Linked DNA regions of Homo sapiens: region 2 is linked to region 1. The links are chromatin loops, found by intact Hi-C in ENCODE. Cell type or tissue: Caco-2. All regions are shown on one strand. Each heading gives the region's core, and the rest is flanking DNA. Links, peaks and the distances in the headings are about the cores only. Region 1 has its middle 610 kb from the start of PCDH15. Region 2 has its middle 180 kb from the start of PCDH15.

Region 1 (16,798 bases), core at 5,313-13,312:
GTTATATTTCCTGTTCCCCATGCTCCAGTCTAAGACAGCTAAAAACAAAATAAGACAAAGCAAAATAGCAAAGTGATTCCTTGGGATTTCTCTGCGTGTCATCCCCCTCCTAAATGCAGACAAGGCAACTATATGTCAGGTACTACTCTGAAGATGAAGGGAAAAAAAATGCAATACCTACTGATCCTGTCAACATAACCCTAAATTCAGCTTACTGAGAGTTCTCATTCTTGCCAACCTCCTAGGGAAGGGGTCTGCAAACTCTTCTGTAAAATGTCAGAGAGTAAGTACATTAAGCTTTGCAGGCCATATGAGCTTTACCATATGAGCTTTACCAGCTACTCAATTCCAACGCTTATAGTATCGAAGCAACTATAGATAATATGTAACAAATGGAAATGTCTGCTCTCCAGTAAAACTTTATTGACACACAAATTTTAATTTCATTTAATTGTCACATGTAATTAAATATTCTTTTGAAGGAAATGAAAATGCATACGCTAACGTTTTTGTCTTATGAGGAGTATAAGCAATATGTGGGATGGATGCAAGCCCAGTTTAGATCAGTCAACCCTCATCTACCCAGCGGATTTTCGAGTTAAATAAATGTTTAACAATATTACTAAATGTTTGCTGAACTTATTAAATGCAAATTAATTTTCGCTAATGAGCCATGCAAAAACTGGAGGGGGCCAGATTTGTTTTGACCTCCGTTTTAAGATTGAAGCATGTTTCATCTCCTAATTTGTCTTTTACTATCTGTTCATATTTTTTTGCACTTTTCCCCCAATAAAATGCACTATAGTATACATTTTAATCTTTGCAGACCAATGTGATCATGTTGCCAAGTAGTCAACTCCAACACTTGTAGCCCTAAAGCAACTATAGATAATATGAAAGAAATGGGTATGTGCTATAGTAGTGTGTACAGATAGTTCTAGAAAAAAATCTAAAGAAAAAATCATTTCTGTTGGCACCAGAGTTTCAAAAGTCTCATTTTAAATGAACGTGACTTTGGGTCTTTAAACCACTATTGTGAGAATATCTTCACTCCTTTTTCCTGTCTTACAGCCATGGATAACTGCTACTATCTGATTAGTGCAATTCTTTCTCCATTGAGTCAGTAACTATTAACATTGACTTGTGGAAAGAAATACAAACAATCTCTCCTCAGATGTTTCTCTTTCACTGCTGTTACAGTTCACATCACCTAGTATTGCTGTTTAATAGATGGTTTCATGGGATACCTTATTGTGTGGAGTTTTGTAATGCTGGAAGATCTATGGACACCTGCTTACTTACTGTCATCAAAATCCGTGCAATCTACAACTAAGCATGGTATTATCCCACATAGAAAATTTATTTGTTGTCCTAGGAGCAAATTTCATTATTGGTCCTTCAACAGTTTCTACTTCAGCTCCGTCAAACTGGCCTCCCTCCCCATTTCGCTTTCTACCTTAGCCATCTCACATTTGTTCACATGCCTTACAGCTGTATTGTCTGCCATCTCATTATCATAGGAAGTTTATTATGCTGGGCTTCAATTTACAAACCCACTTAGAGATATATGAGGTTTCTGCATAAACTTTTCTGTGTTTAAAAAATTGCTATTTTGTCACACTTTTAATTCAACCTTATAAAACAAATATAATACGTAGATATTATAATGTTTTCAAAAGTAGGAATATATAAAAAGAATTCATGAGGAAAACAGCATTCTCCAACTCTTCCTCATCTACAGGGCTAAACTTTATAATAACTTCTGCTTTAATTATTTTAAGGTTTGCCTCCAACATTTCAAAAATACTTATTTAATTTATCAACAATAAGAGAACTTGTCAAATCTCTCCCATGAAAGATAAAAGTCTGATTTTATTATGACTTTCATTTCTTTTTTCTTCTAATATTAAATTCTTATATTGTCATATTTACCTCTTCTTTTGATTATTTCATAACCTTAAATATGAAGTTACAAAATGTCATCCAGAGTTAGAGGCCCATCTTGCCTGTGAGTTCTGTGTGGTCTCCATCATGTGCTAAAAAACAGTTAAATATCTGGTGGGCGGCTGCTTGCAATAGCACCAGTCCAGCATACATTTTCTTACACTCGCTGTTTTCTTTTACTAACTGATATGCCTTAGGCACTGGTGTTTGCAGTTCCTATTTTAGAGTATAATTTTGTCCCTATTTTCCACGTTTTAGACATTATTTTGATCCCACTACGCACATAAGGCAGTATTCCAATTATATGCCATAGAGAATGAGAGTATCAGTGCCCTGACTTTCCTCTCCAACTCCAATTTCCCACAATCAGCAGCACTTTTATTTTCAGAAAAGCTTCATATTTCTAATGTTGTTAACAGTTACATTCTGCACTAAAAATAAAAACAAGACATTCTTTGTTCATAGGTTGGCTATAAATGTTGAAGAGTAGTAAAAAAGTCACTTTCATTATTATGACTATTATTATGATGTTATACCCTTTATTTATTTCTTGACCATGTACTGTTCTATGATTACATTTCCTTTTGTTATGATTTAGATGCTTTGAGTCCAAAGCACTTCAAAGGTAGAATTTTCCTACCTTCAATCCCAAAGAATTATCTTTTCCTACTGGACATTTTTTGCTTAAAAGTTGTTTCTCATTTTAGTTTTCTTTATATATGCACAATGATTAGGTGAATTTTTATTTTTTTTCTTGAGATACTAATTGCATTTTTTTCTGGTTAAGCATAAAATTATTTCTTGTTAAAAACAATAAGATGCATTTAAACATGAAGTACAACTCTAATCCTAAATCTTCTCTTCTTGTTGTGTTCTGGGTGGGTTCTGTTTCCAAAATCCAATCTCACTTGTTTTTTTTTTCCCTTCATTTTGCTGGAATATATCCTCAAGTAAGACTTTAAAAATGGATCCCAGCAAATAAATTTTCTGAGTCCTTGTCTGTTTGAAAATGTATTTATTCTACCCTATATTTTGATATTTCTCTGGCTAAAGAATCCTAGCTTTATGAATAATTTTTATTCCTAAAAACTTTAAGAGCATTTCGTCTTCTATCCCCTACTATGGCTGCTAAAATAAAAGATTTTTTCTTTTATTATGCATTATTTTGTTTTGCCATTTTGTATTATAGAATACACATGAGCAAATACCTCTGTAAAAGGGGAGATAGCAATTATTTGTGCTTTATATTTTACATATTACTTTTCCTTTTTTATAATTTAGATGCTTTTGAGTCCTAAGCACTTCAAAGGTAAAATTTTCCTACCTTCAGTCCCAAAGAATTCTTTCTTCCTTTTGGTTATTCTTTGCTTATAATGTCTTTCTCATTTTAGTTTTATTTATAGCTGCACTATGATTTGGTGAATTTTTATTTTGGGGGCCACAAGATCTCAATCTCTGCTGCTGTAGTTTCAGTGCTAACACAGCGATGGATAATATGTGAAAATTAAAGAGTGGCTATGTGCCAATAAAGCTATTTATGGAGAATGAATTTGAATATGATACAATTTCCAAATGTCACAAATACAGTTTTTTAAATTTTTTTAAACAATTAAAAAATATTCCTAGCTCATTGGCCATACAAAAGCTCAGCATGAGTGCTAGGCTTGACACATACAAAGTCTTTTACTGACACCCTTTTGCTTTTCATATGTCTTTATAGTCCCTGTTAGAAAATTTCACAATGCTGTGTCAACATGTTTCTCCACTGAGCCTCTTTTTATTTATCCAAGAGGGCATTATTAAACTCACAAATTAAGATCTCAGAAAATATAGGAATTTTGTTTGTTCTGTAGTGACATCACGTGACAGACACTAGCTTAGATGTCTATATATGAAATTGTATATCAGAAACTCAAGTAAACTTTTGATTGCTTTCAGCCTCACCTGTCCCTTTAATTCTCTGTGGCCAGGGTTAACTTTAACCCAGCAGCAAAGCCCTCAGAAAAGATCTTGAGTCCCACCTCTACGAGGCCCTCCTGTTAAACTCTGAATTTAGCTTTTCCTGCCAACTTTATCCTTCAAATTGCTCCATATGCTTTTCTTTTTCCTCAAGTTTGATGATTCCCCTGATACCCACCCCTTAGCCCTGAACCCCATTTTCTTCTCTTCACTGTTGTCAATTTATTCATTTTTGTGCTATCATAATTTTATTTTAGGAGGATCCTAGAAGTGATAGATGACATATGTAATTACATAGTCATCCTGAATAAAAATGAAAACACTTTCATTTACATTAGATTCTCTTCCATGAGAATATGATGGATAGCAAGGCTTACTTACAATGGTTATCATTGCTTATTCATCTGAATTGAGGCTAACTATAATAGCTTAAGTTCCGATAACCAGGAGAATGTAGGTATTTTCTTGTTGTTCTGTTTTGTTGGGGTTGTGGAGGATGTTACTAAGGGAAAGAACAAGGATAGAAAATATTGCATAAAACCTATTAATTTTAGTATTTATAATGAAAAACTAGTGAAATTACTTTTTTAGTGTTACTTTTTTGTATATTATATATGTCTTTCTTTGGGAGTCAAGATGTCAAGTTTTTTGTTTGTTTGTTTGTTTGTTTGTTTGCTTGTTTGTTTGTTTTTTTGCCTTAAAAGCTTTTAACAGTGTGGGTTTTCCCAACTGTGAAATGTTGAGCCTGTTTTTGAAACTTGAAATTTGCTATCGACAAAAGCAAATTTGAGAAAAAAAAATATGGCTCTTTATAGATATTGCTAAGACAAACTTTTCATGGAACAACCTCAAAATGTCCTAATAACATTTTTCAGTCAACTCATTAAATTAGCAGATTATTTATGAATGGGTACCTCAGTCTTCCCATTGAGATGTTAAGCCAAAATCCCAAACACAAGTCATTTCTATTTCCTTTAGTCAAGGTAAATATGTACTTTTGAGAGTACATATGAAAACAAGATAATCATGGCCAACTTCCAGCTCCAACATTATGCTTCATGAGGACATTGATTTTATTTCATCCTGGTATCCAAACCCTTAATATGATCTAACTTGAAAATTAGTGATTTACTATAGCTAGTTAATAGATACAATTGGTGACCCTTGTTTAGCATACTTAGAAAAGTGGAAATTTGAGAAATGAGATTATCATAATCAGAAATGGAGAAAGGTGTCCAATTGTAAAACGTCCTTTTATCTCCTCTAGTTTTAAATCTCAGTATTTGGAATGTCAAATACTTTTTCCAATGGATCCTAAAATAGACTATATTGGGCAATTTTCTGTTTATTATATGACCAAGGAAAAAATTAAAAAGGATTATTTTAGCAGTGCTCTGATAGTTTATAAGGCAGTAGACAGTCTGTAGGATTTCTACTCTGAAATATAAAGAACATATTGCAACAAGAAGAGATTCATCTCTGGAATACAAGGTTTATGTAACATACACAAATAAATTAATGTAATACACCACATTAACAGAATGAAAAAACTACATAATCATTTCAATAAGGGCCAAAGAGCATTTGATAAAGTTTCACATCATTTCATAATAAAGTCTCTTGTTAAATTAGGCACAAAAGGAAACTCCCTCACCTTAATAAAGGCCATTTATAAACATCTTACAACTAACATAATCAATGGGAAAGCATTTCCTCTAAGATCCAAAACAAAAAACAAGCATGCCCATTTTTGTCACTTCTACTGAACATAGTGCTAGATACTAGCAAGAACAATTAGACAATAAAAATAAATAGAAGGCAACTAAATCAGAAAGGAAGAAGTAAAACTATCCTTATTTGCAGATAACATAATCTTATATGTAGAAAACCCTAAAGACTCTATACACAACACACACACACAGACACACACACACACACACACACACACACACACACCCCTTGTTAGAAATAATATATGAATTCAGTAAAGTTACAGGACACAAAATTAACATATAAAAATCAGGTGCATTTCTTTACACCAATAATTATCTATCTAAAATGAAATCAGTAAAACAATCTCATAATAGCATCAAAAAGAATAAAATATTTATTAATACATTTAACAAAGGGAATGAAACATTTGTACACTGAAAACTGTAAAGCATTGAGAATTAAATTGAAGAATACATAAATAAGTAAAAACGTATTCTGTGTTCATGGAAGAATTAATACTACTATAATGTCTATGCTTACCCAATGTGATATCCAAATTCAAAATAATATTCAAATTTAATGCAATTCCTTTCAAAATTTCAGTGGCACTAGAAATAGAACTGATGGGTGAAATGAATCGTGGATTTTTTATTTTGAACATTAAGAACTACTCTTCATCGGGTTGTACTACTACTACTTAGCAGTAATGTATGAGTATACCAACCTACACACCTAATACTATAGTGGTATTTGGTTCTTCGTCATTCTGAGTTGGCTTTTTAAATTTAACCTATTTTCTATCCTCTTAATGACAAAGCATACTTAAATACAAAGGCACACTTTTAATGAGGCAAGATAACATTGTTAAGAAAAAAATTTTATGATTTTAAAATTAAATACTGTGAAGCCATTGTTCATTATTTAGGATTTTAAAAAACTTTTTCCTATTTTAAAATATATTATTAGGGATAAAAATATGCTGAAATACATTTTTTCTAATAAACTGTTATAATATTATCTTACTCTTATATCTGTGCAATATTTCCTATTACATGTCTTGAACAAATGCACACACAAAGACATGGTTATTTTTGACTGCATATATATATGAGCTAATGAGCTAACTTCAAAGTGGGATAGAAACTTGACCACTCTTCATTCAATATGTGATTTTTATTTTATTCAGTTTTCTCTAACCTAAAAAAAATATTTCCGAGCTAACTTGTATTCAGAAATTGAAGAGATTTCTGAGATTAAAAAGTGTGTTAAGATGCAATCCAACACTTGCTTATAAAGACACATTTTAACCTGAAAAATGCTTTGTATATCATTTAATATCCAAAATTTACTATAGCATTTTTGTGAGAAACAAAAGGAAATACTGTAAAATGTATCGTTTATTTGAATAACTGAGTCTCTTTTGTTTAAAGTTGAAAAAAATACATAGATAGATATATAAATCCAAATATATAGAATTTTTACTAGTATAAGTCCCCTTCTATTTTAGAGCAGACTTCGTCTATTCCCTTTAAATGTAAAAGTTGTCTATCATAGACCTTTTAGAAAAGTCTACACTTGGAACATAGAAGCATCCTAATAAAATTCACTTATATAGTCCTTTAAAATATGCTAAACATTTTATTTAAAATATTTAAAATATGCTAAATATTTTATTTCTACAGCATAAAGTCCATGAAAAGAGGAATCTTTATCCCTTTTTTTTTATTGCCAGGATTTGAAAATGTGGAACAAACAATAAGTGCTCAACAAATATGTGAATAAATGAATAAATGTAAATTAATTTTAATTCCTATCAGATTTATAATAATTGGTAGAAGGCATTTATATTCTTAATAAATATTTTTAATCTTCTGCTGGGTAAGAATTATATAAATAGTGGTATTAACATATACCCTATATGTGTTTTACAAACTAAACTAGTTTTTCATAAGATTTAGTTTATTCATTAATGATGCATATGTTAGATGACGGTCATCATTTATAATAATGTATGAATCTCCTGCAGCTTCAGGGTAACTAGTGGTTTTGTTTATTCTTTCAATTATACAGACACAGTTGCAGTTCAATTTGCCGTGTGTGTGTGTGTGTGTGTGTGTGTGTGTGTGTGTGTGTGATTATTGTTGAATTAATCTTTTGTCAGGAATGAAACTTAGAGAGATGTATGCAGCAACGTGTACTCCCAAAGTAAATATGGCTGAAATTTTCTCAAACAATACTGAAAATTTCAGGAACATCTCGTATTATTCTGGTTCTCTAATATTTTTGTCTTCATAGCTATTGAAATAGTGCAAAAATCATAAAATATTTTTAGAGTTTTGTGTTAACCTCTCAAGTGTTCTTTTGTATTCCAATGTTTTTTCCATTTTATTAATCCCTCTACCTTATACTTTAGCCATTCTTTATATAATTTGATCTCCCTAATACTTTGCTTTTCTTTTAAAAAATACTTTATTGTGCCATTCATAATTTGAAACCAGTCTTCCTTTTAAGATTTCTCTCAGGGTACTTCTTTTATGTTCACTACCTAGCCACACTCCCCACTCTACTCTATTGCACATATGCAGGCATGCTTTTGTCTATCAAGCATTCTAGGTACAGTTTCTAAGGCCTGTTAACTTACCTAGACCTACAAAAACATGGGAGATGTCAAGAGAATATTGGCCACAGAGGTTTTTTTAAAAAGGAAAAATCAAAGTCAACATTTATCTAAATTTCTAAAAAATTATTAATTGTATGCCAACTAGTCAACTGCATCTCAAATCCCCTCCATTCAGTGAGAGACCCAGATACAGCTTAATAGTTACTTGATGTGTGATGGAACTTGCAAACTAAGAAGCTCAGTCCAAGAATTTCATAAAGCCCTCATCCGTTTGATTCTTTTATGCTGCTCTGATGTTTTCACATTTGCCCCTCTGATCATCATTCTCTTTCTTCTTCTTTGTAAACATTTCCAGCCCCTCCAGTCTCAAACATCGCAGATTGTAAAATGTTTTCTATATTTCTAAATAGCCAATCATTCCCACTGGGATTTCACAGTTTATCTACCTATCTATATATAATATCCTTGCATCTATCTATCATTTATATGTCTATCTTAATTTATCTTGTTTTTCTGTAATTATTAATTTTGCAGCCTCTATAGTTTACCTAACTGCAGGATTATCTGTGAAGGAGACACAAATTATGCCTAAGACATAATAGATTCATCACTTATTTACAGAATTAATCAATGACAATTTACTGCTTTCTCTTTGACTAAGCCATCAGTTACATCTGACTTACACAGTGGATAATTGAAGAAAATCTGTTTCGTAGTCAATTTACCTCTAAGGATGTAGTAGAATATATTGAAAACTAGTGTAAACTGACCAAAAATTAGGTTGCAGAATTTAAAGAAAATACTATATGAATGACATCTTAATGCATTTTCATAGCCACTGGGAAAAAAATACTTGATAAGGCAAATAGTAGTTTAGGGGCAGAAGTGTTAACTATGCCTTGGAGAGAGTATACCCTAATTATTACCCAAGTAGTAGTAATAGTAGGAATAATTTTTCTTGTTGTTTTGCTATTTATTACTAAAAGAAACATGGTATATTACATATAATTGGTAATAATATTTGTTAATTTTAGTTCACAATTATAGTAAATATAAATTATTTATTGAATCTGTTTTGTGCTGGGTATTATGATAATCAGTCTAAAAAGATAATGTCATTTTCTTTGATTTAATTATTCTAGCAGCACTGGGCACAGTTTTACAGCTGAATAAACTAAGATGTAGAGACTTTAACTTAATTATACAAGGAAGGAGGAAAGGAAAGATTCCACTAGTGTTTCTAAATTCAAATCCGGTATGATTAACCACCTAAAATTGCTACACTAAGGACATGAAATCCTGTTTTTCTTCATCATTTCTTTAATCTTATTTTCTTCCTTTCTTCAATTCCACCTTCATTACTCCCAATTTTATTAAAATTGCTTATAAAATAGTAAGTATTCACTCTATTCAGTGCTTGGATTTTTTTTCAGTAAAGGCACATTCAAAGTAATAACTGAACACTGGGAGGGTGCCTACTTGAAGGGCCTGTGAGACCAGCAGCAATAATGCGTACATGTCTAGTAATAGCCCTAGAAAACGCAAACACCGGCTTGAACATGGGGAAATGGGACTGGGAGTGGCACAAGAGGTCACTGTTGCTGCTTCCTTGTCTGACATTTGGGAGGAGTTAATTACTGAGCAGCAGTTGTTTTCTCAGCAGACAGCCTCCAGAAAGCAAAGCTGGCAGGCCTGCTTTCCAATAATAGCCACTGATCCAGCCATTGTTTGGCACAATGAACCAAGCTCTCTGCTCCGGGAAATGTTTCATTGTATTATCTGGGATTTCTTCCAGCATGGATCCCATCAGAGAGAATTGCTTTATCATATTATTTTTGACTGACGGGGGTAAGACTCCAGGTTTTGCTTTTCTAAAAATTATCCTGCAGCAAATCAGCTTTGATTACGGATAGAATTTACAAAGCTATTTATTCTTCGTCTCATTCCCCAGTCTCAGGAACTCCAGAGTGAAATCCAGTATGATATCAGATTATGTGGTATCTCTTAACTTCCAGCTTCTAAACCTGTCTGAAGACTTAGGAAAAAAAATTAATGAAGATTCACTCATGTTATTTCACTTAAAAGTGAACCTATTCCAGCTGGCCTCCTTCTCAGTCCTAGGAAAGCCAATACAGTGTTCAAATATGATCAAGAAAATTCACATTATATTTCTAAAAGTGAGTTACAGCTTATATTAATGGCTTTATGTGATATGTAATTTTTGGAGCAAAACAAACATTTATGTAAGTACCTAATAGGGAGAGTTAAAAAAATCAGCTATAATAATAACAATAATAATAACAAAAGCATAATAGTTATCCCTTATTTAATACTCACTATATACCAAGCTGTGCTAAGCCCTTTAAACACATTTTCTAAAATTATCTTCAAATAACCCTAAGAGGTAGGAAATATCATTTCAGTTTTTGTTTAAAACCCACATTCAGAGAGTTGAGTTAATTATAGCCTTCAGTTCTTAGTTCCTATCATGATTGGCCTGTAAGCACAAATTTCTCTTTTTTATTAGGTACGCGTATTTAATATGTTCCTCCTTTCCAGTCCCCATGTTCATTCTTTGCTTTCTCAAGGGCAAATTAGTACTTTAATGTCTTAATATATGTCCCTGGATGTGCACATATTTACATAACTTTGCTAAATACACAGAGCTGTGTATGTTTTTACTTTCTGTAACTGCTATTTGCTATAGATTTTTCTTTTCTATTTTTTCAGCACTATATTTTAACCATCTACTTATGGTGCTGAATGCATATCTATTTTGTTGTTTCTAACCACTGAACGGTATGGTGATCTACCATATGAGCACCCACTTGCATGAAAGGTAATTTTGGCTGGCGTGTTGAATAGAGGAGAATCAGGGAAACAAACAAACAAAAAAGCCCACTGAAGTATTTCAAGTTACAAAGAAACATCATTTGTACCTTACTGGCTTTTCAGTGAAAATCATAAAAATAGGCCAGATTCTGCATATGTTTTGAGTGATTTCATGATTGGACAGTAACATGAGAGACAAAAACAGGAGTCAAAGATGATGCCAGGGTGCTGGGGCTGAGCATGTAAAAGAATGGAGTAGTCATCAGATGAGGTGGAGACAGTAGCAGATGAAGCAGGTTTGGTGGGTTCACTAGGGGTGCTACCGGGGCAATGTGAAATCTGAGGCACTTTTTATGTATACACATAGAGATGTGAGTGGGCAGTTGATGTTCAAGTGTGAAATTCAGGAGAGAGGTCTTAGCTGAACTTAGGCATTTTGGAGTCACTGATCTATTGAACACACCTACAGTGAGATGTGTTCAATTACTGAGAAGCACCTAGGACAGAATCCTGAGATACTTCAACATTAACAAGTGGTACAAATCAAGAGATTCCAGTAAAAAAGACAGAGTGTCAAGTGAATTAGGATAAAAACATAATGCCAAGTAAAGAAAAAAAACTTTTAAAAGGAGATGGTGATACACCATGCCAAATATTTCTTATAGATTAACAAGCAGAGAGCTTAAAATTGTCCATCGGGTTTGTCATAGTGCAGATCATCCATGACTTAGATAAGATGAGCTTTAGTGAAGTGATAGCAAGGAAGTCTGATCATAGAGTTGTAAGAGGGAATGAGACTAGACGAAACTACTTAAAAATGGTGATTTCCAGTATGTTAATCACTCTGCATTTGTGATAGCTGGGGGTAGAGTAGCATATGTGTCCATTCTTAGAGCATATGTACATATTGTATACCATTTTTAAATTTCTGGCATAAATCTTACTTCAATATTTTAATGTGATTTTGAATATAGTTAGTATTTGATTTGGGCTTCTCAAATTTATGTTCTTGAGCAAATTGAGCCTGTGTTTTCCTTTGTCTCATATTGTTCTTTACCAAATTTAGAATCAAGGTTATGACAGGGCCAGGTGCCTCATGCCTGTAATTCCAACACTTTGGGATGCCAAGGCAGGAGGATCACGTGGTCAGGAGTTCAAGACCAGCCTGGACAATATGGTGAATCCCCGTCTCTACTAACAATACAAAAAATAGTAGGGCGTGGTGGCAGGTGCCTGTAGTCTCAGCTACTCGGCAAGCTGAGGCAGAAGAATCGCTTGAACCCGGGAGACAGAGGTTGCAGTGAGCCGAGATCGCACCACTGCACTCCAGCCTCAGTGACAAGTGAGATTCCATCTCAAAAAAAAAAAAAGAAAAAAGAATCAAGGTTATTTTATTTTAGTCATAACATGAGTTAGTGGTTTTCTATCTCTTTCTGTTTTCTGCAGCAAAAGTTGAACATTTGGTAGAACTTAACTGTAAAATCATTGGGTTCTGTGATGGCAAGTTATTGGTTACCATCTTGGTATCTTTATGGTTAGTGTTGGAGAGCACATTTTTGGTGCCTCTGTGAGATCTCCTTTGATCCCTTTTTGCAGCTTACATGTTCTCCTCCACCTACATCCTGTATGAATTGCTGCTAATTACTTGTCCTTGAGACTTAGAGATGATAGCCTTTGGTCAAAAGGCCTTGTTGAAGTCTTAGCTTAAGATAAGAGACTATTCAGATTCTTTATTTCTTCATGCATCCATTTTCAGATTTTATACTTTTCCAGAAATTTAGGAATTGTTGCCTTCTCCTTTCTAAGAAATGCGTCTTATAAGTAATCAGTACACATGCTTGTGTGTGTTTGTGCATGTGTTTGTGTGCATGTGCATATATGCATGCACTTTGGAGGTTGACTAGTGAGGCTCACTGGCCAGAAGTCTGCCTGTAAATCCTCATAACTGCTTGATGCATCAGATCTTTTCCCTGCTGGAGAAAATCTCCCCTAAGATTCACATTAATCTTTGTTGATAGAGACTTAGAGAGGTTTAAGAATGATAGACAGGAAGCTTGATAGATGAAAGAAGTTAGACGATAGTTTTTCAAGCAATTCTCATCTTGTGAAGGCTGTTTTTCATGTGGAAAAGAGAAGAGTCTATAATACTTCTCCATCTCTCTATGTAAAGGACATCAGGCAGTATTTACCCATTTGAACTCTAGTTTTTATCCCTGTCACTACCAAAAGGACATTGCTCCAGACATTCCCTACTCTTTTTCTTGTACATCATCAATTATTTTTCTGATGTGAGATCATCCAAGATGTACGAATATACAGTTATTTTTTCTAAGTTAAAAAAGGAGGTATTCCCTCGACCAATCTTGGCACGTCGGTTGCCTTCACATATCTCTGTTCACATTTTCTACAAAACCATCCATGTATCTTCAGTTCCTCAACACTCTTTCTCTCCTACACGTCTCCAATCAGGCTTTCATTGCTACCAGTTCACTGAAGTTCATCATGTCAAGGCCATAGATGATCTGCACTTTGACAAATTCAATGGTCATTTTAAGCTCTCAGCTTGTTAACCTATAATAAACATTTGGCATCGTGTATCACTATCTCCTTTTTTAAAAAAAGAATTACTTTCTTTACTTGGCATTATGTTTTTATCCTAATTAACTTGTCACTCTGTCTGTTTTACTGGAGTCTCTTGTTTTATACCACTTTTTAATGTTGAAGTATCATAGGATCGTGTCCTAGGTATTTCTCAGTTATTGAACACACCTCACTCTCCTGTCAGTCTCATGCATTTCAAGGCTTTAAATACCATTCATAGGTCAGTGACTCCAAAATACCTATGTCCAGCTCAGACCTCTCTCCTGAACTCCACACTTGAACATCCAGCTGCCTACTCCTGATCTCTATGTGGATACCTAAAAAGTGCCTCAAATTTAACATTGCCCTGGTAGCACCCTCAGTGATACCAACAAAGCTGGTACATCTGCTATTGTCTCCACCTCATCTGATGACTACTTCATGCTGTTACATGCTCAGTCCCAGTACCCTGGCATCATCTTTAACTCCTCTTTTTGTCTCTCATATGTAACTAGCCCATTATGAAATCTCTCAAAATATTTTTAAAATCTGGCCAAATTTATCATTTTCACTGCAAAGCCAGTAAGGTACAAATGATGCTCCTTTGTCACTTGAAATATTTCAGTGAGTTTTTAATTGGTTTCCCTGGTTCTCCTCTACTCAACACACCAGGCAGAATAACCTTTTATACAAGTGGGTGTTCACTTTAGTTGTCTCTTCAAAAATAAGTTATCTGTCCCCTTTTCACTCTTGGTAAAAGCTACAGTCCTCTCATGCATACAGGATCGTATGCTTTTTTACCCCTGTTATTTTACTGACCTCATCCCCTGCTATTCTCCTGCAGGAACTCTAGCCTCTTTTCCATTACATGAACATATTTGGGTACTCTGCTGCTTTATGCCTTTTTTTTTTTAGATGGGAACATGCTGCCAACTAGATAGCCACATGACTAAAAATCTATCATCACTTCCTTCAAATCTTTGCTCAAATACAATTTTCTCATCGACACTGACTCTGATTACTTGATTTAAAATCAAATATTTCCACTTCTACTACTAGAACACCCTATTAAACTTACCTGGATCCTTTTTTTTTTGCATAACATTTGTAAGCTTCTAACATTAAAAATAACTTTCTTGCTTATTATGTCTGTTTGTATTGTCTGTGTACCACTACTAGAATTAGGAGCTCCATAATGGCATGGAATTCTCAGTATGTTCTGTCTGCAGAGGTTTTCGAGTAGTGTGGAAAATACTTTTATGGTAGATGTACAATAAATATCTGTTATATAAATAAAGTTTCTTATATATTTAGTTATACTTTATAAATTCTGAAGTTACATCTTTTCTTTGAAGTGCATATCATTCTAATTATAGAAATACAAATTATGTTAAAACACCTTTTGTAATTAGTTGCATGTTAATTCCAAAGATACTCACTATATGTTAATGAGCTTAGAACACTACAAAAAATTATACAGAGGCAACTTCCATTTAAATTTGAAGTAAATAGATAAATGATTTAAGTTAGAAAAGGCAAAGGCTGAAAAGATGACACATATGAGTGATGTTAAAAGACAGGTATTTAAAGCCAAAGAAGTCTTTCATAGATAAAGATTACTCCTTTATATTATGACAGAATACTACACATTATCTTTAATTACATGACATTAAATTGTATATATATATATATATATATCTGTTACCTCACACTACATATACACATATGCATAAATTGGCATGTGGGTATTGTGTGCATAGATATATTTATATTCATTAATGAGATATATATCGCTCTATAGAAAATACATAATTCATCCACATATTTGGTAGGTACTTCCAAAACATCATTTTTCTATCTTTATGACTTATATTTTATGCCCTGATTCCAAAATAGTGTGGCAATATAATCTTTTTCATTGGTTGTTTATTCATGTGTGCTAAGTTCAAGTTCAGAACATATTTCTGAACATTTCTGTTCAATTAAGTACCACTTTCTAAAGGTCAACTGTAAGCTAATTAGGTGGAAGAAGACTTGTAGTTCATAAATGACCTCATATGACTTCAGATATATTTGATGATATTTGGTTCACTTAGATAACTAGTTGTATCAGCATGCTGATTAAATATAAATATGTAGACTTCTTTAGGCTTTTATTTAGGTTTAGGTATGTCTGATAGTATTTTTTATTATAGATATTATTTATATAAAATTCTTCTTGTATTAAAATACACAAATTAAGCATCTATATTTTTATACATTCAAATGTTAAACATATTAGTCCTTTACTCATTCCCACTAAAGACATAATTATGACATTCGCCAGATATTTGCCATTAGAAATAGGATATACACAATATCCCCAGCTATCTTCTTTGAGGTGTATTATACTTTTTGGGCTCGAGTTCTAACCCATATATTCATATTATATGAGAGCCATGACTCCCCACTTATAGTCTGATCACTGCATTTTATATATAAAACTGTAAGAAAAAAAGAACGTTTGGTAATAACATATCTTATACTCATCAGATTATAATAAGTAAAATTATGCTAGTGACGCTCAGAAAAAGTGCCATTGCAAAATCCTAAGCGCTGTCACAGGATAATAGCGTTTTCCATCATGGAATTAACAGAGCATCTGTGTCTCATCAATCATAATATCTGTGGTCACTTTGCTGGTGTGCAACGTTGTTCTTTACCATCATGGGTTGCTATGCTGGTTTGGTTAATAATGTTGGCGTCTGCTATAGGCTTACTGGTATGTTCTTGTCTAGATTCTGCACTTCCCAGAGAATTGGGACTAGGATAGCTCTTCCTAGATATTCCAATATCCCAAGAGGAAAATGTGGGGGGTATTCTTATTAATCTAACTATACATTTAAACATATTTTGTCTATATTTACATCTCAGTAATTGCTCTTTTTTATTAGCATCCACAGATTACAGTGTGACACAACCATCCAGCAACTTTAACTTTCCATAGTTAGACTGTATCCATTTAAACTTCTGTTTTCAGACACAACCTGAAAAAAGTGATTGTTGTCAACATAAAAGTGATTAACTTCTTCTATCTGGGGTTTAACCTCAGAAAGTACTTGAATACTGGTCACTGGTTCTAAAACTGGTTTGTTAATGTCGTTTATAGCC
Region 2 (16,798 bases), core at 2,939-10,938, 420 kb after region 1:
CATTTTGTTAAATACAAGATACCTCTGGAAATAAAGTCTAAGTCATCCAAACAAAAGGGATCCCTCTATTTCTACAAGATTTCCTGATGTTTTCTTAAGAGAGTCGACAGAATGTTTCATAATTCCATTACAGAGGACATAGTCAAGCAGGTATTCATGATTTGTGGCTTAATGTAGATATTGCAGTTGCATTTCTCATATTGCATATAGCAGATGACCTACCTGTACTCTCACACCCAACCTCAGAAGCTTTCAGTTCTATGGCTAATCAAATTTGGCTATAAGCAACTCAGCTTCAGATCTTTATTTATTCTTCTGACTTTGAGGTCTTTAATTGTTTGTTTAGCCTGAAAATTTCTTTGAATTCTTCTATTTCCCTCATCGACCCCCATATTCAATCTGTCCCCAAGTCCTTTCAGTCGTATCTCAAACCAATCTCATATGCATCTGGTTTTCTTTATATTCAGTGTCTGTACACCATGCTAAGCCACCATAATTCTTCCTTTACAATACTACAGTCAAGATCTATCAATACTACACCAAGATCACCATCTTGGTGGAGTTTCTGCTATTCCAACTTCCCTGACTTACTTGGACTATTTTCAACCAATTCTATAAAGAGCAGCAAACATTATCTTTTAGTATTGAAAATAAGGTCGTGTGATAAGTCTGTGAGACCCTTATCTCTAAAATATAAATAAATTAAATAGTAAAGCAAACCAGAGACCCAAAAGCTAGCAAGGAAATCTCTCCATCTATTATTTTTGCTTATCTTCATGTTGACTTCACTTTTTTTTTTTTTTTCTTGAGATGGAGGATCACTCTGTCGCCCAGGCTGGAGTGCAGTGGCCTGATCTCTGCTCACTGCAAGCTCCACCTTCCAGGTTCATGCCATTCTCCTGCCTCAGCCTCCCGAGTAGCTGGGACTACAAGCGCCTGCCACCACGCCCGGCTAATTTTTTTTTGTATTTTTAGTAGAGACAGGGTTTCACTGTGTTAGCCAGGCTGGTCTCAATCTCCTGACCTTGTGATCTGCCCGCCTCGGCCTCCCAAAGTGCTGGGATTACAGACGTCAGCCGCTGCGCCCGATCAACTTCACCCTTTTTCACTGGATTCTCAGGTATAAGAGGATGTTGCTGAGGGCGGGTCTGGTTTTCTGTCCTGAAAACTTTAGGTCAACTGACTTGAGCTGCATGCTCATCCTCGTATCCTTCGTTACGAAGTTATTGCCTCAGCTTGGATCAAGTGTTCATGTTTTGACCAGTAGTTATGATCAAGAGGACATTTTCACTTAAGACAATTGCTGTTTACACATTGATCAAATGGCAGTGTGGTGGAGAAACATATTTTCCATAGAAGTGAAGATGGATTTCTCAGAAATAAGTAGTACAGGGTTGGTAAAATATTTAATAATACATTTTCCTTCAAGAGGTTTATATTATAGAGTGATTTTTAAAAAATTCTTTATTTTTTCTTTTAAATATAGTTAAATATTATCATCATAGAAACATTTGCATCAATCAAGTAGGCATTTTAATTTTGGGGAAATAATATGAGAAAGCATGTTACAAACTGAAAGATATTATATAAAATATGTTAGCCGTTGTCTTATTTGTAAACTCAAATAATAGTTTTGAGTTTCTAATGTATCAATTATTTAATATTTTAAATATATACTAAAAGCACCTTTGGAAACAGTATGCCCTACTTAGTTGCTTTTCAGCTAGAATATATTTCAATAAGGCATAATATTATAAAGCAAGTTTGTAAAAAGACATCAGTTTTATTTTCAGCTCCACTGATAAATAAGTCGAGTGATTTTAAATATCTCCTCACCTAGCTGATCTAACTTTTGCCATTTATCCCTAAGAGACATGTTGAGAAGGTCAAAATTTTTATCATAGCCGCTGTCTTTTAAATGAAAAGTGCCTGAGGTATGTAAGACATTACTAATATTTTAATGAAAAATCATGGGATAAAAACCAGAAATCTCATCTTCTGATCAACCATGTTTTAATTATGTCTGTGACCCTGTGTGTATAAAATTAGTAATTATTTGAAAGGCCAAGATGGTTTTCAGTTTCAAGTTTATGTCTATTTACTTTTTATTGACCCATTAAAGTAAAATGTTTGGTTATATACAGTATACATGCCCAGCTTTTCTCTTTTTTCAATTACCTCTATTTCTAAGGTTGAGAAAAGAACTTTTCCTCAGATAATTACATCCATCTACTCAGTAAGTGGAACAATATATTTATATGAATTCAGTTATCATTGTTACATTACATTAATGTTGTTGAAGACAAATTATGCCCATTGGTTGGTAATAATGCTTTTTATGCAAGAAACTAGCATTCTTAAAAAGACAGTGGTCAATACTATTGATTAAACAACATATTCACAAATAAGTATCCATGCTGAGCATGCATTCACTACAAAGTATCTTTCAAAATCATGTCCAATAGAATGTAAAATGCAAACGAAATGAAAGTAAATTGGGACTTCAAAGCAAGAAATAGAAACTTACAAAAATATTGTGGAGCTTTATTATTTTACAAATGATTATTACTAGGAATTAGAATTGTTTTTTTTTTCTTTTAAAATTTTATTGGGGAAGATTTGAATTGCCATAATAGTTTGGAGCAGGCAACTGGAACTAGTTAATGTTCTTTTGTAAATTACTATGAGAAAACTAAAACAGTATTATTATCCTGAGGGGATTTCCTTTCCTTTCTATTTAACATTCAAATATATTCATTTGTCATTCACCTGACCAGAGACCAATCCAGTTTAAAACTGAAAGGATAAAGAGAGATTTGAATATTGCCAGGATCCTTGAAAAACTGACTAAAATGGCAACAGATATGAACATAAACATCTTGTTGGTCATCTCAGAATTTCTAATTTGCAATGATGGTTTATATAAACATGTACTGTATGTATTACCTAATTTTAAAAATATCTCTGCACAAACAACACTGGGTAGAAATTGAAAAAGAGTTTGAAAAAGTGGTAACCAATTTCAATGAAATTTATTTATTTTTAATTCATGATTTTCAAAATAGAGAAAAATAGCTAGAAGCTAAATTTATAACTAGATAGATGAGTCTAATAACTCCTACTTAGTATTCCATATGTCAAGCAATCTTACCAGACATTCCCTGAACTGTAAAATGCTTAGGGGACATTTTCTAAATCCAGTAATCTATTTAATACCTTTAAAGCACTATTTTTTGAAATGTGATGTGTCATTTAAAAAAAATGGTATTTTCTACTGAAGTAATCATGGGAAATGCTGATACAAAAAAAGTTACACAGATATATTTACTGCAGAGTTTATTAAGGCCTTCAGTAAGCCAATTTTCATAACAGATCTCCAAGAAATGCTATGCTTTGTGTATTAGTCTGCTTTCATGCTGCTGATAAAGGCATACCAGAGACTGGGCAATTTACAAAGGAACGAGGTTTAATGGAGAACCCACAGTTCCATGTGGCAGAGGAGGCCTCACAATCATGGCAGAAGACAAGGAGGAGCAAGTCACATCTTACATGGAGGGCAGCAGGCAAAGAGAGCTTGTGCAGGGGAACTCCCCTTTTTAAAACCATCAGATCCTGTGAGACTTATCCTCCATCATGAGAACAGCATGGGAAAGACCTGCCCCTATGATTCAACCACCTCCTACTACTGGGTCCCTCCCACAAGATGTGAGAATGCAAGATGAGATTTGTGTGGGGAAACAGCCAAACCATATCATTCCTCCCCTGGCCCCTCCCAAATGGCATTTCCTCACATTTCAAAACCAATCATGCTTTCCCAACATTCCCCCAAAGTTATAACTCATTTCAGCATTAGCTCAAAAGTCCATAGTCCATTGTTTCATCTGAGTAAATAAATTACCCATTTCAATGGGTAAATACAGCCATTTCAAATGGGAGAAGTTGGCCAAAACAAAGGGGCTACAGGCCCCATGCAAGTCCAAAATCCAGCAGGGGAGTCAAATCTTAAAGCTCAAAAATGACCTCCTTTGACTCCATGTCTCACATCCAGGTCATGCTGATACAAGAGGTAGGTTCCCATGGACTTGGGCAGCTCTGCCCCTGTGGCTTTGCAGGATGTAGCCTCCTGCCTTCTGGCTGCTTTCATGTCCTGGCATTTAGTGTGTGTGGTTTTTCCAGGCACACAGTGCAAGCTGTCAGTGTATTTACCATTCTGGGGTCTGGAGGAGAGTGGCCCTCTTCTCACAGCTCCATAAGGTGGTGCCGAGTAGGGACTCTGTGTGGGGGCTCTGACCCCACATATCCCTTCTACACTGCTCTAACAGAGGTTCTTCATGAAGGCCCCACCCCTGCAGCAAACTTCTGCCTGGGCATCCAGGTGTTTCCATACATCTTCTGAAATCTCGGCAGAGGTTCCCAAATCCCAATTCTACGCACTTGAAGGCACAACACCACAGGGAAGCTGACAATGCTTGGGGCTTGCACCCTCTGAAGGCACAGCCCAAGCTCTATGTTGGCCACTTTCAGCCATGGCCAGAGTGGCTGGGTTGCAGGGCACCAAGTCCCTAGGCTGCACACAGCATGGGGATCCTGGTCCCGGCCCAAGAAACCACTTTTTCTGCCTAGGTCTCAGGTGTGTGTTGGGAGGGCTGCTGTGAAGATTTCTGACATGCCCTGGAAACATTTTCCCCATGATCCTGGGGATAAACATTTGGGCTCCTTGTTACTTACGCAAATTTCCGTGGCTGGCTTGAATTTCTCCTTAGAAAATGGGATTTTCTGTCCTATCACATTGTCAGGCTGCAAATTTTCTGAACTTAATGCTCTGCTTCCCTTATAAAACTGAATACCTTTAACAGCACCCAAGTCACATCTTGAATGCTTTGCTGCTTAGAAATTTCTTCTGCCAGATGCCCTAAATCATCTCTCTGAAGTTCAAAATTCCACAAATCTCTAGGGCAGGGGCAAAATGCTGCCAGTCTCTTTGCTAAAACATAACAAGAGTCACCTTTGCTCCAGTTCCCAGAAATTTCCTCATTTTCATCTGAGACCACCTCAGCCTGGGCTTTATTGTCCATATCACTATCAACCTTTTGGCCAAAGCCATTTAATGAGTCTCTAGGAAGTTCCAAACTTTCCCACGTCTTGTCTTCTTCTGAGCCCTCCGAACTGTTCCAATCCCTGCTTGTTACCCAGTTCCAAAGTCACTTCCATATTTTGGGGTATCTATAGCAGCAGCCCACTCTACTGGAGGCATCATGCTACCTGACTTCAAACTATACTACAAGGCTATAATAACCAAAACAAACCAAAACAGTGTGGTACTAGTACCAAAACAGACATATAGACCAAGGGAACAGAAAAGAGACCTCAGAAATAACATCATACATTTGCAACCATCTGATCTTCGACAAACCTGACAAAAGCAAGCAATGGTGAAAGGATTTCCTATTCAGTAAATGGTGCTGGGAAAACTGGCTAGTCATATGCAGAAAACTGAAACTGGACCCCTTCCTTATACCTTATACAAAAATTAACTCGAGATGAATTAAAAATTGTAATGTAAAACCCCAAACCATAAAAATCCTAGAAGAAAACCTAGGCAATACCATTTAGCACACAGGCACGGGCAAAGACTTTATGACAAAAATGCCAAAAGCAATTGCAACAAAAGGCAAAATTGACAAATGAGATCTAATTAAACTAAAGAGCTTCTGCACAGCAAAAGAATCTATAGTTAGAGTGAACAGGCAACCTACAGCGTGGGGAAAAAAAATTTTGCAATCTACCCAGGTGAAAAAGTTCTTATATCCAGAATCTATAAGGAACTTAAAAAAATGTACAAGAAAAAAAAAAAACATCAAAAAGTGGGCAAAGGATATAAACAGACACTTCTCAAAAGAAGACATTTATGCGGCCAAAAAACATATGAAAAAAAGCTCAACATCACTGATCATTAGAGAAATGGAAATAAAACCACAATGAGATACCATCACACTCCAGTCAGAATAGCAATCACTAAAAAGGCCAGAAAAATATAGATGCTGGTGAGGCTGTGGAGAAATAGGAATGCTTTTACACTGTTGGTGGGAGTATAAATTAGTTCAAACATTTGGAAGGCAGTGTGGTGATTCCTCAAGGATCTAGAACCAGAAGTACCATTTGACCCAGCAATCCTGTTACTGGCTATATACCCAAAGAATTATGAATCATTCTACCATAAAGATACATGGACACATATGTTTATTGCAGCACTCTTCACAATAGCAAAGACTTGGAATGAACCCAAATGCCCATCAATGATAGACTGGATAAAGCAAATATGGCACATACACCCCATGGAATACTATGCAGCCTTAAAAAAGGATGAGTTCATGTCCTCTGCAGGGACACGGATGAAGCTGGAAACCATAATTCTCAGCAAACTAACACAGGGACAGAAAACCGAACACCACATGTTCTCACTCATAAGTAGGAGTTGAACAATGAGAACACATGGACACAGGGAGGGGAACATCACACATTGGGGCCTGTTGGGGGCTGGGGGGCGAGTGCAGGGAACTTAGATGACTGATTAATAGGTGCAGCAAACCACCATAGCACACGTATATCTATGTAGTAAACCTGCATATTCTGCACATGTATCCTGAAACTTAAAGTAAAATGAAAAATAAAAAGTTTTTCAGGAAATTATAGATTATTGCTTGATAACTCTAGGGATGGCAAGTTTTACTATGTAAATTTCCTGATAAAATTTCATGATAAATATATATGATATGCATATGAGAAAAATATGATGCATTACACAGGCACATCAAAGCGGTAGTTACAATAATGTGTTATAAAACAGTGATTATGAACACAACACGGAAGTTTAATAGCTTGGCTTAAAAATTCAGCTTCACCACATTTTATCCATGTGGCTTTGTTGAAAGTTTTCTGAGCTTCAGTTTTCCTACCTTTATAATGGAGATAATCATAGCACTGATTCATTATCTATTAATATAATTACTAACTTAGCATCTTGAAAATGATATTGAAACTGACTCTCTCACTCCTGCTAAATAATTCAAATACAGATTTATTTTGAATTTTCAGAGTTATGTCTAGTGGGAAAATTCAGTAGAGAAAAGTACAAAATCAGATATAAATAAAATATTAACTCACATATTTTCCCTCTGGAGTTGTACTTTTCCAGATATATGTCATATTTTTTTTTTCTCAATCCTGTGTGCCTAATGAATTTCTGGCTGTATTTTGCTCTTGCTTGGTACCTACATGTTTCAAGTTTTTGTCTCCTTACTTATTTGACTTGACAGAAAGCTACAGTGTATCCCCTGCATAGTACCCGTGGGTGCAGCCTCTCCCTTAACACTTCCCTTGATGCCCTTCTTTAGCTAGGGCAAGACTAAAGCACATTTCCAAGATTGCACTTCATTTAAAAAAAAAATACAGGGCATTGCATTTGAGCATAAGACAACAAGATATTCTCCCAAATTTCTTCTTCCTACTTGTCAAAAATGACAAGAGAAAGAAATTCCACAGAGGATTTTAAAAATAGGCCTCTACTTCAAACCCCAGGTTGAATTTTGCCTTATGTTATTTTAAATCACATGACTCTAAGGCCTAACGCCACCTAGTGTCAACTTTTAATTCTATTCAAATAAGGCATGTCCTGTTTGTTGTGAGATGGTAAAAGTGTGTTCACTTTATTATTATTTTTAAACCATAAATATCCTATTTATATGTGAGACATAGGTATGATCCCTGACTTACAATGCTTCAACTTAACAATTTTCCAATTTGATGATGGTGTGAAATGATATACATTCAGTAAAGACTTTACTTTGAATTTTGAATTTTCTCTATTCCCAGGCTAGCAATATGCTGTGCAATAGTCACTTTTGATGCTAGGTAGTAGTAGTTAGCCACAGCTTCTAGTCAGTCACCTGATCATCAGGGTAAATAATCAGTACTCTATGGTGTAACGTGTTGCCAGATGATTTTGCCCAACTGTAGGCTAATGTAAGTATTTTGAGCACATATAACAAGGCTAGGCTAAGTTATGATGTTCATTCTCTTAGGTGTAATAAATAAATTTTCAACTTGTGGTATTTTCAATTTACAGTGGATTTATCAAGGCTCTAACCTCATTGTAAGTCAAGGAGCATCTATACTACATATTAAATACTTATGCATATGTATATATGCATACATCTGAGTATAAACACAAATATTTGTATGTGAATATATGTGTATATCAAACTTCTATCCCTTTTTATTGAGAGTCCATATCTCTTTTCAATTTCTTAAAAGTTTACTAAGATTCACAAATTGTATATAGATACCATAATATACCTAAGGCATGAAATTAGTTATTGCAAATCTAATGTTAAACATTAATTTATTAGAGTGAAGAATATAAAATTGCCCATTTTGTAGGTCAAAAAATACTCTAATATCTTCATTTTTACACGTGGTTTAGCCTAACATATAGGTCATATAATGTTGGTCAAAGCCCTGGGAGGGTGGAAAGGGTGTGATACTTTTACTTACCCATCATAAGGGTCATGGCTAATACTCCTATAACAAAAGTCAGGATAACAAGAAAAAACTCTTACAAAATTACTTAATCAAAGTTTCATGTGACAGAGAAGACTTCAGAAGAGACTGAAGGACTGGGAGACCAAAGGACTCAGGGAAAACTGTCTTTAAAAAAATTTTTTTGGAGACAAGATCTCACTCTGTGGCCCAGGCTGGACTGCAGTGATATGAATGTGGGTCACTGCAGCCTTGCTTCCTTGGTTCAAGGGATCCTTCTGCCTCGGCCTCTTGAGTAGTTGGGACTACAGGCATGTACCATGCCCAGCTAATTTTTAAATTTTTTTTGTAGAGACAGTGTCTTACGATGTTGCCCAGGCTGGTCTCAAACTCCTAGACTCAAGCAATCCTCACACCTCAGACTCTGAAAGTGCTGGGATTACAGGCATGCGCCACTGTGCCCAGCCAAAAGCTGTCTACTTTTATGCTTAAGTTCAATTAAGAATGGACAGCCATGTAGAAAATGTGATTGGACTAAGGATATGCTGATGGTAACAGACTGAGAAACACAGCAAGGCCTGTCTGTTCAGATTCTTGGCTTCTCTGTGTTGCATTTCTTCCTCACAGGCATGGGGCAGGATCTCTCTGTAATGAGAGTCTCCAAGGGAAAAAGGAGAAGGGAGAGAGTGACTACTGTAAGTTACCGTTATGACTTGCGTGGGGAGAGGAGCTCTAGCTTCAACCTTCCTTGGGGAAGGTAAATTTTGGTTTCCCTCACTTGTGGGGAGAAGAGGAAAACAGGGGTAGAGACAAGAGGGCAGGAGAAGATCAGAGGGACCTTGTTTCTCAGGCCTTTCAAATCTTCAGGTTAAAGTATTCAGCATGCCAAGCCACCATACTTTGGGGTGTCAGCTTCTGAGCCCTGACAGTCCCTTCATAGGAATTGACCTCTAGTCATGATCTAAAGCCTTTACTTTTAATTCCCTTCTTATAATTCTCTACTTACACTTTCTAGGTGCCTCCTCCTCATTTCCTCAATCCTTGGAATTCCAGAAATCCATATATATAGCGTTTATGCTACTTTCTAACTTTCTAATGTGGAGTACTTGAATCACTTTCTATCAATTGTGTTATCTCTGTTTTTACAGGGAATGGGGAGGAGGTACAGAGTGGAAGAGACATTTTGGGAGACAGGGAATAAACTCACTTTTTAATCATTTGTAGCCAAACAGAGCCCCAAGGAATTTGATCCCACCAAAAGAAATAGCTTCTTTCTATCTGGGATCAGCTCAGATGATCAACACCAGCCATCATTAATAGTACTTTTCCCAATTACTTTAGGATTAAGAATCATACTAACATGAACTGCTAAGGTTATAATAACATTTAGTGAGATGAACAATAGGTTCAGACTCTTACTGAGAAACTTTGGGATAGAAATTAAATTAATCAATAGTGACCCTGGGTTACTATTTCTTCTCAGGCCTGGTTATTCCAAGAACACTTAGTTGTCTCCAGGACAAATAACTTGCTAAGCTCTATTTCCTCTGGTCTTATGTAGTACAAAATTGTGAGTCACTCACCATGCATGATGTCAGCATACATTTACTGTCAGCATACATTTAAAATTTTTTTTCATGACAAGGTTTACACACTATTGGTCAATTTTTATATTATTTTGACCTTCACATAGAACTGAACCATCATATTGTTCAGAAATAACAAGATCAGCCTAAGAACTACCTGATTGTTCTCTTAGTCTTATTTGATTATGCTAAGGTGACAAGTACCTAAAGTAACAGTTGAGATAAAATTAGCTTATAATTTCCAAAGGATTTGATGGATAAATCAAGTATTAATATTTATAATATTTAAATTAGTTTTAACATGTATTTGAATAGGCTTTTCATTGGTAGTGTTTGTGTTTCCTAATAAACTTGATATATGCCTACTCAGAGAAGCTTAAATCATTCCTTGATTGTTCAGAACATAACTTGTAAAATCAGACTGAATGTTGTAAGTAGGCTCTACATTATGTTAGCTCTATTTTGGGGGGTCAAATTACTCAAGCTGTTGGAGTCTCTGTTTATATGCCTGTAACACAGGGATAGAATCTAGCTCCAGGGGTTTTGTGAAGATTGGGTTTGATAATAAATGCCAATGTGTAGTACATAATTATTAATATTTGCTAGATATTATCAATATAATGCTTACATTTTGAGGGTAAAAATCAGCAGTAAAATTGCTAGGTTAACAAAGAAGCAATGCAAAACTTATGCAGTTAATACTAGGTTGTTGCTGAAAAATTTTTAGAAAGTAGATTTTATAAGATTTTACTAATGCCCAAAATCTTCACTGTAACAACCATATTGTTGGACTCTTTTTGTGTAATGTATTTATCATTATCCTTTAGCATCTCATCAAAGCCCTAGGATAGTTCATACATATTTGCAAGAGGTGAACCTGAATTTTAATCATCATCAGATTATGAGTAGTAAATTGTGTTTCTCTCTTCTAAAATATATTTCCTATAATTCCTACCTATGCAAATAATATTTCTTCTTCAAGTTTTATCTCAAGTGAATAATGTTCTGATGCTTGCTTGATTTACAAACTTGATATAGATAAACTTTGACTCTTTTTGAAGCTATATAGTTTTGGGTCTAGGCTACTCATATGTTAGGTTTAATTATAATTTTCTACATACTGTTTAGTTTATCTTCACTGTTTTTCAAGTACCCTAACCATAGGATTGTGTCTATATTGCCTCTAGCATTTGAAATATAATATTGAAGACAAGAGGAGTTCAATAATGTTCAAGATTATTATCATCACTTTACGTCTCTTTATTGAAAGATACCCTATGCATAATTGCTGTTTATTTATAACAGCTTTGTTTTTTGAACGGCTCTGAAGTAAGGATAAGATCATCTGTAAATCCAACGTTCTAGGCAGGCCAGGTGCAGTGGCTCACTCCTGTAATCCTAGCAGTTTGGGAGGCTAAGACATGAGGATTACTTGAGCCTAGAAGTTTGAGAAGAGCCTAATCAACAAAGTGAAGTCTCTTCTATAAAGAAAAAAAAAAAAGGAAAACAAAATGTGCACCAAGAGTTCTAGCTACTCAGGAGGCTGTGGTGGGAGGATTGCTTGAGCCTGGGAGTTCAAGGTTGCAGTGAGCTATGATTGGGCCACTGCACTGCAACCTGGGCAGCAGAATGAGACCTTGTCTCAAAATTAATTAATTAAAGGAGGTGGGGGGTTCCAGGAAAAATAAGTAAACATGTAAACAAACAAACTCTGAAGCTTGGCAGCAAATTTCATCAATATTACTTATTGTGATTCTGCAGAAAGAATGGAGAATATATTGACACAAGAAATATTCCTTACGATTAGGCCAAGTTTTCAAAGAAAAAAACCCTTTTGTTTAGTTTAATTTTAAATCTCTTCGTTATTATCTCTTGGCAATCTGGTTTGATATGGAGTAAGCCCTACCATTTAGAAATTTTCATCAGTCGTGTTTTGGCAGGTGCTGACTTCTGTGTTAACTAACCAGTAGTTATATCATAGTTGATTTCAGGATACAAAAATAGCCAATAATACCTCCTTATAGAAGTATACAAGATAAAAAATTGTATTCATCAGAATTTTCCAGGGAGTAGGGTAGTGAGCAAGATATGTGAAGGTAGGGATTTAGACTCATGATAGTGATGGAATTTGGTATGGCAAGGACAAAAGGATTTTAATTGGTGAACAACACATCCATGGGGTTTACATTGACGAGAGAAGGGGAGGAAGCTGGAGATTTCACCTACTGCTATGAAATGTATTGGGATGGTGAAATGTATCTAAAGAAGATTCGTTTTGAGTTTTTGTTTGTTGCAGCATTCCTTTGTGTTCCCCATTGAGGAGAATCAAAATGTAGATATATTTTTCTTCATGGATTTTGGATACAATTTGAAAGTATTAAATGCTTTTTGCCCATTTTTTTTTAACTTTGATGGATGGAAACACATTTCAAAGTGGCCCAAATGAACTTGGGTTACAACATAAGATGTACGTTTCATTTTATACATGTTTTAAAGAAAGTTCACTTTCTTTCTGTGAGCAATTTTCTATGAAAATCAGGTAGATTTTTTCACTCATTTCTATATTCAATTTCTCTACTCTGAAAAAATGAACTCAAGAGCCTTATGGTATGCCACGGTACAATTTTAATATCAATAAATCGTCTATTAAATTACCTAATAGAAAAATACACCTAAATTTGAAAAAAATCAATTTAAATTATGAATGAATTTGATTGAAAAGTGTAACATAAAGAAAAGTAGAGAATCAAACAAAAGAAAATACTCAGAAAGTAAAAGACATAATGAGACTAATTTGTGAATTTGATAATGTTTATAGTGTATCAATATACTACCACATATAGTAGGTCAAAATGAGAGTTAAAAATCTAGGGTGTATAGTTAATTATCCAGATAGGTTGAGAAAAATGTGCAGCCTAAATATGTTACTAAATGCAGAATACTTGAAAAAGAGAGGAAAATGTAGAAAACAGAAAATAATTTTCTGTTTAGGGGTAATGACTTAATGGTAATTCAATAAAATAAGAAATATAATAAAATAAGAAATGTTTTGCCTGGTGATATTTTTTAATTAAAAAAAGAGTATTTACTCTCTTTTCATTAGATGAATTGAAGATACATCAAGGAAAATTAAATATAGATATGTGTAAATGTTATACTTAGAGCACGCTAATTGGCTTTGTGAGCACATTAATCTTTCTTTTGAAATGGATTGTTTGCTGGTATTAATTATGCCTAGTATTCCATTATTGGAATGCCAAGCATGTGAAAGTTATTTATATCCTACTGCTCAAGGTCATCTCCAAGGTTTGATGGCAAAATTTCAAAAAATTGCAACCTCAGGCATAAATGGGTTAAGGTTTTAAATCTGTAATGGATGGCCACCAATCATTGCCCATTTACTGGTTAAGGAGAGCAATTGCAGATGTTCACAAATGTTAAATATACTACAAAATATTGTCACTATTATTGAAGACACATTTATCTACATTTCATTCCTGGAACTCTGCAATTCTACAATTTTATATATCATTAACCAAAATTTATCTTAGACAAGTATTGCATTAAAAAGTATTTAAAATCTTTTTATGTTACAATATGTTACACATATTGTATGTTACACGTAGAATATGGCCAAATAATATTTAGCCATAAAAGATTTTGTTCTTTTTTATGGCTAAATAATATTTCATTGTATATATGTATCACATTTTCTTTATCCATTTTTCTGTTGATAAAAATAAAATTCTGGTTTTTTTTTTTTTTTTTTGAGACACAGTCTCACTCTGTCACCCAGGCTGGAGTACAGTGGCACAATCTTAGCTCACTGCAACCTCTGCCTCTTGGGTTCAAACGATTCTCCTGCCTCAGTCTCCCTAGTAGTTGGGACTACAGGCACGTATCACCACGTCTGGCTAATTTTTGTATATTTAGAAGAGATGGGGCTTTGCTGTGTTGGCCAGGCTGGTCTTGAACTCCTGACGTCAGGTGATTTGCCTACCTTGGGCTCCCAAAGTGCTGGGATTACAGGTGTGAGCCACCTCACCTGGCAGGAAAATAAAATTCTTTTGGATCCTAGTCTCCCTCTTGAAGCCACAGAAACAAGTCCAGCTTCTTTTCACAAGAGAACTATTCAAATAATTTGAAGTCAATTACCATGAACTTCAGTAATTTCTTCTATAAACTTTTATTTCTATTTCAACTATCCATTCCTCATATAGCATTGTTATCACCATAACAAATCATTTCTGAATGGTCATTTTACCTTTAAAAAATGCAGTGTCTTGCTTGAGAGTATTAGCTTTGGAGCCATATCACTCTGTTCTTTACTACATATGTGACCTTGGGCAATTATTTAATCTCTCTGCACCTGTTTCTTCACCTATAAAATTGATAAATAATATTTACATCACAAGATTGTAGCTAAAATTAAATAAATTCATTTTATTATAGCACTTATAGAGGAAGGAAAGTAATTTTCTTTTAACTCATTCTGAATTCTTAGCTGGGGTGCCCTATGACAAAAGACAGACTAATAAGAGAAATATGAGCAAAATTTTACTAACATGTATACCTCATGTAGATGTGGAAGAAATGTAGAAGAATTAGTAAATCTTAAAGAGATAGCTTTGAACTCAGGCTTAAATAGCATCTCAAATAAAACAAAGTAACAGGAATGTTGAGGGGGGCCAATTATGGGAAGATGACCAAAAAGCAGGTAAAAAAGGTAGAGTTTGATATGCAGATTTAAGTCAATGCCTTTTCCATTGATTACAGTATCTATTAAATCTTCTCTAGTGAGTCTTCTTGGAAAACAGAGAGATAGACCCACTTAAAAATGGACATTTTCTTCATAGATGTAAATTTCCCTACAAAAGGGTAACTTTGTTTTTAAAGCTTCTTCTGTGTCTACAGCTTCCCAACATAATCAGCTTATAATAGTTCTTATGCAAATAGGCACAATTTGGGTGGCATATTCTAATCTGTTATACACTTATACAAGTCTTGGGCATTATTGACATTATAATAATTGTAAAATTATCTCTACCCTCATTCAAAGTAGTCGTATAACATGCACGATTTTTACCAGTTATAATACATAGTCTACTCATATTGTTTTGACTATCACTAAAATTCCAAACTGAATCCCCACTACTTCACAGGTATAATTGCTAAACCCAGACTCCCTGTGTACTTATATAATTGAGGTTAGTGCTAAACTTTACCTTCTCTATATTACCTTTACTAGTTTCAATTTATTGTTTCACCTTAGCCAGTTTGGCTGTCATAACATTATTATTTCATGCATTTAGGTTTTTATAAAAATATTTTGTCATCAATATACATTCATATGTATGATTGATGTGCTTTCTCGAATTTAATTCAGGTTATAGGTAAGAAATATTAAGAACTAGGCTAAGACTATAAATTGACTAAATGCTATGAGAGGCTTTCCCAAAGAATAAAATTGTACATAATTTAGATAGTTTTCAATATTGTCCTTCTGATAATTATTCTATCTGAATGTCCTTATGTTAGTTAACATGTGCTATATGCTTACAATGTTTCTGTAAGAATTTGTCAAATATCTTTATGATAAATACAATGTTGTGAATACCAAATACAAAAGGACACTGTATTTTTGTTACCAGAAAGGGATCCTGATCCAGACCCCAAGAGAGGGTTATTGGATCTTGCACAAGAAAGAATTCAGGGAAGTCCACAGAGTAACGTGAAAGCGAGTTTATTGGAAAATAAAAAAAATGAAGGATGACTATTTCATAGGCAGAAAAGCCCTAAGGGCTGCTTATTGGGCATTTTTACTATTATTTATTCATCATATGCTAAACAAGGAGTGGATTATTCATGAGTCTTCCAGGAAAAGATTGGAGAGTTCCTGGAGCTGAGGTTTGGGGTTTCTCCCCTTTTTGGACCCCATAGTGTGACTTCTGGATATTGCCATGGCGTTTGTAAACTTTCATGGCACTGATAGGAGTGTCTTTTAGTGTACTAATGTACTATAATTACAGTATAATCAGCAGTGAGGATGATCAGAGGCCACTTTCATAGCTATCTTGGATTTGAGGGGTTTTGGCCAACTTCTTTACCATCACGTTTTATCAGCAGACCTGTATCTTATGACCTGTGTCTTATGAAACCAGTCCTACTGACCTTCTTTCTCATCTTGTAAGAATGCCTAATCTCCTATGAATGCAGCCCAGCAAGTGTCAGTCTCATTTTACCCAGACCCTATGCAAGATGGAATCCCGCTGGTGTGAAAGCCTCTGACACTTTCATCATTTTCCAATCTCTTAAATTTAAGAAATAATTGAGTTCAATCTGTTATAACTTACTCTTAAAGCAGTTGTGCAAGTTACCAGTGAATCATTGTTCTTTATGGTCATTTTAATATTATTTGAACAAATGAAACCACCTTTGAAAGATTATGACTGTGAGAAAATCTAATATTCTAACTCCACCTTTCTTCCAGCCTCACAGGCTGGCTTTCTTTATCATTCCTAGGTGTAGACCAAACTAACTAAGGGAGGAATTTAGCTTATGGTTTAACTTGGAATCAAGGATAACAGTTCCTCCCTAAAACTAATCCCCTCCTTATATGGGGGCTGAAACCACCTCTGTAAGATTAATGAAAGTAAACAAAATTAGAATTATGC

Evidence for each region. A loop is a pair of places that touch in the nucleus more often than their neighbours do. Peaks named below come from ENCODE experiments on the same cell type or tissue, not always from the same donor. Only the 100,000 strongest peaks of a DNase experiment are listed, where the experiment ranks them.
Region 2: it touches region 1 in a loop (3-fold over the local background); 2 of 110 quality-filtered maps call a loop at or near these places.

The regions. Positions count from the first base shown.
Region 1 is chr10:55,403,832-55,420,629 of GRCh38, reverse strand. It overlaps a transcript of PCDH15 not described here. Among named protein-coding and RNA genes, the nearest start is that of PCDH15, 610 kb to the right of the region's middle. In Caco-2, for the core only: no CTCF peak of the experiment used is centred there; a DNase peak (open chromatin) is centred at 9,829.
Region 2 is chr10:54,976,764-54,993,561 of GRCh38, reverse strand. It overlaps a transcript of PCDH15 not described here. Among named protein-coding and RNA genes, the nearest start is that of PCDH15, 180 kb to the right of the region's middle. In Caco-2, for the core only: a CTCF peak has its summit at 7,589 (motif pointing left); no DNase peak of the experiment used is centred there.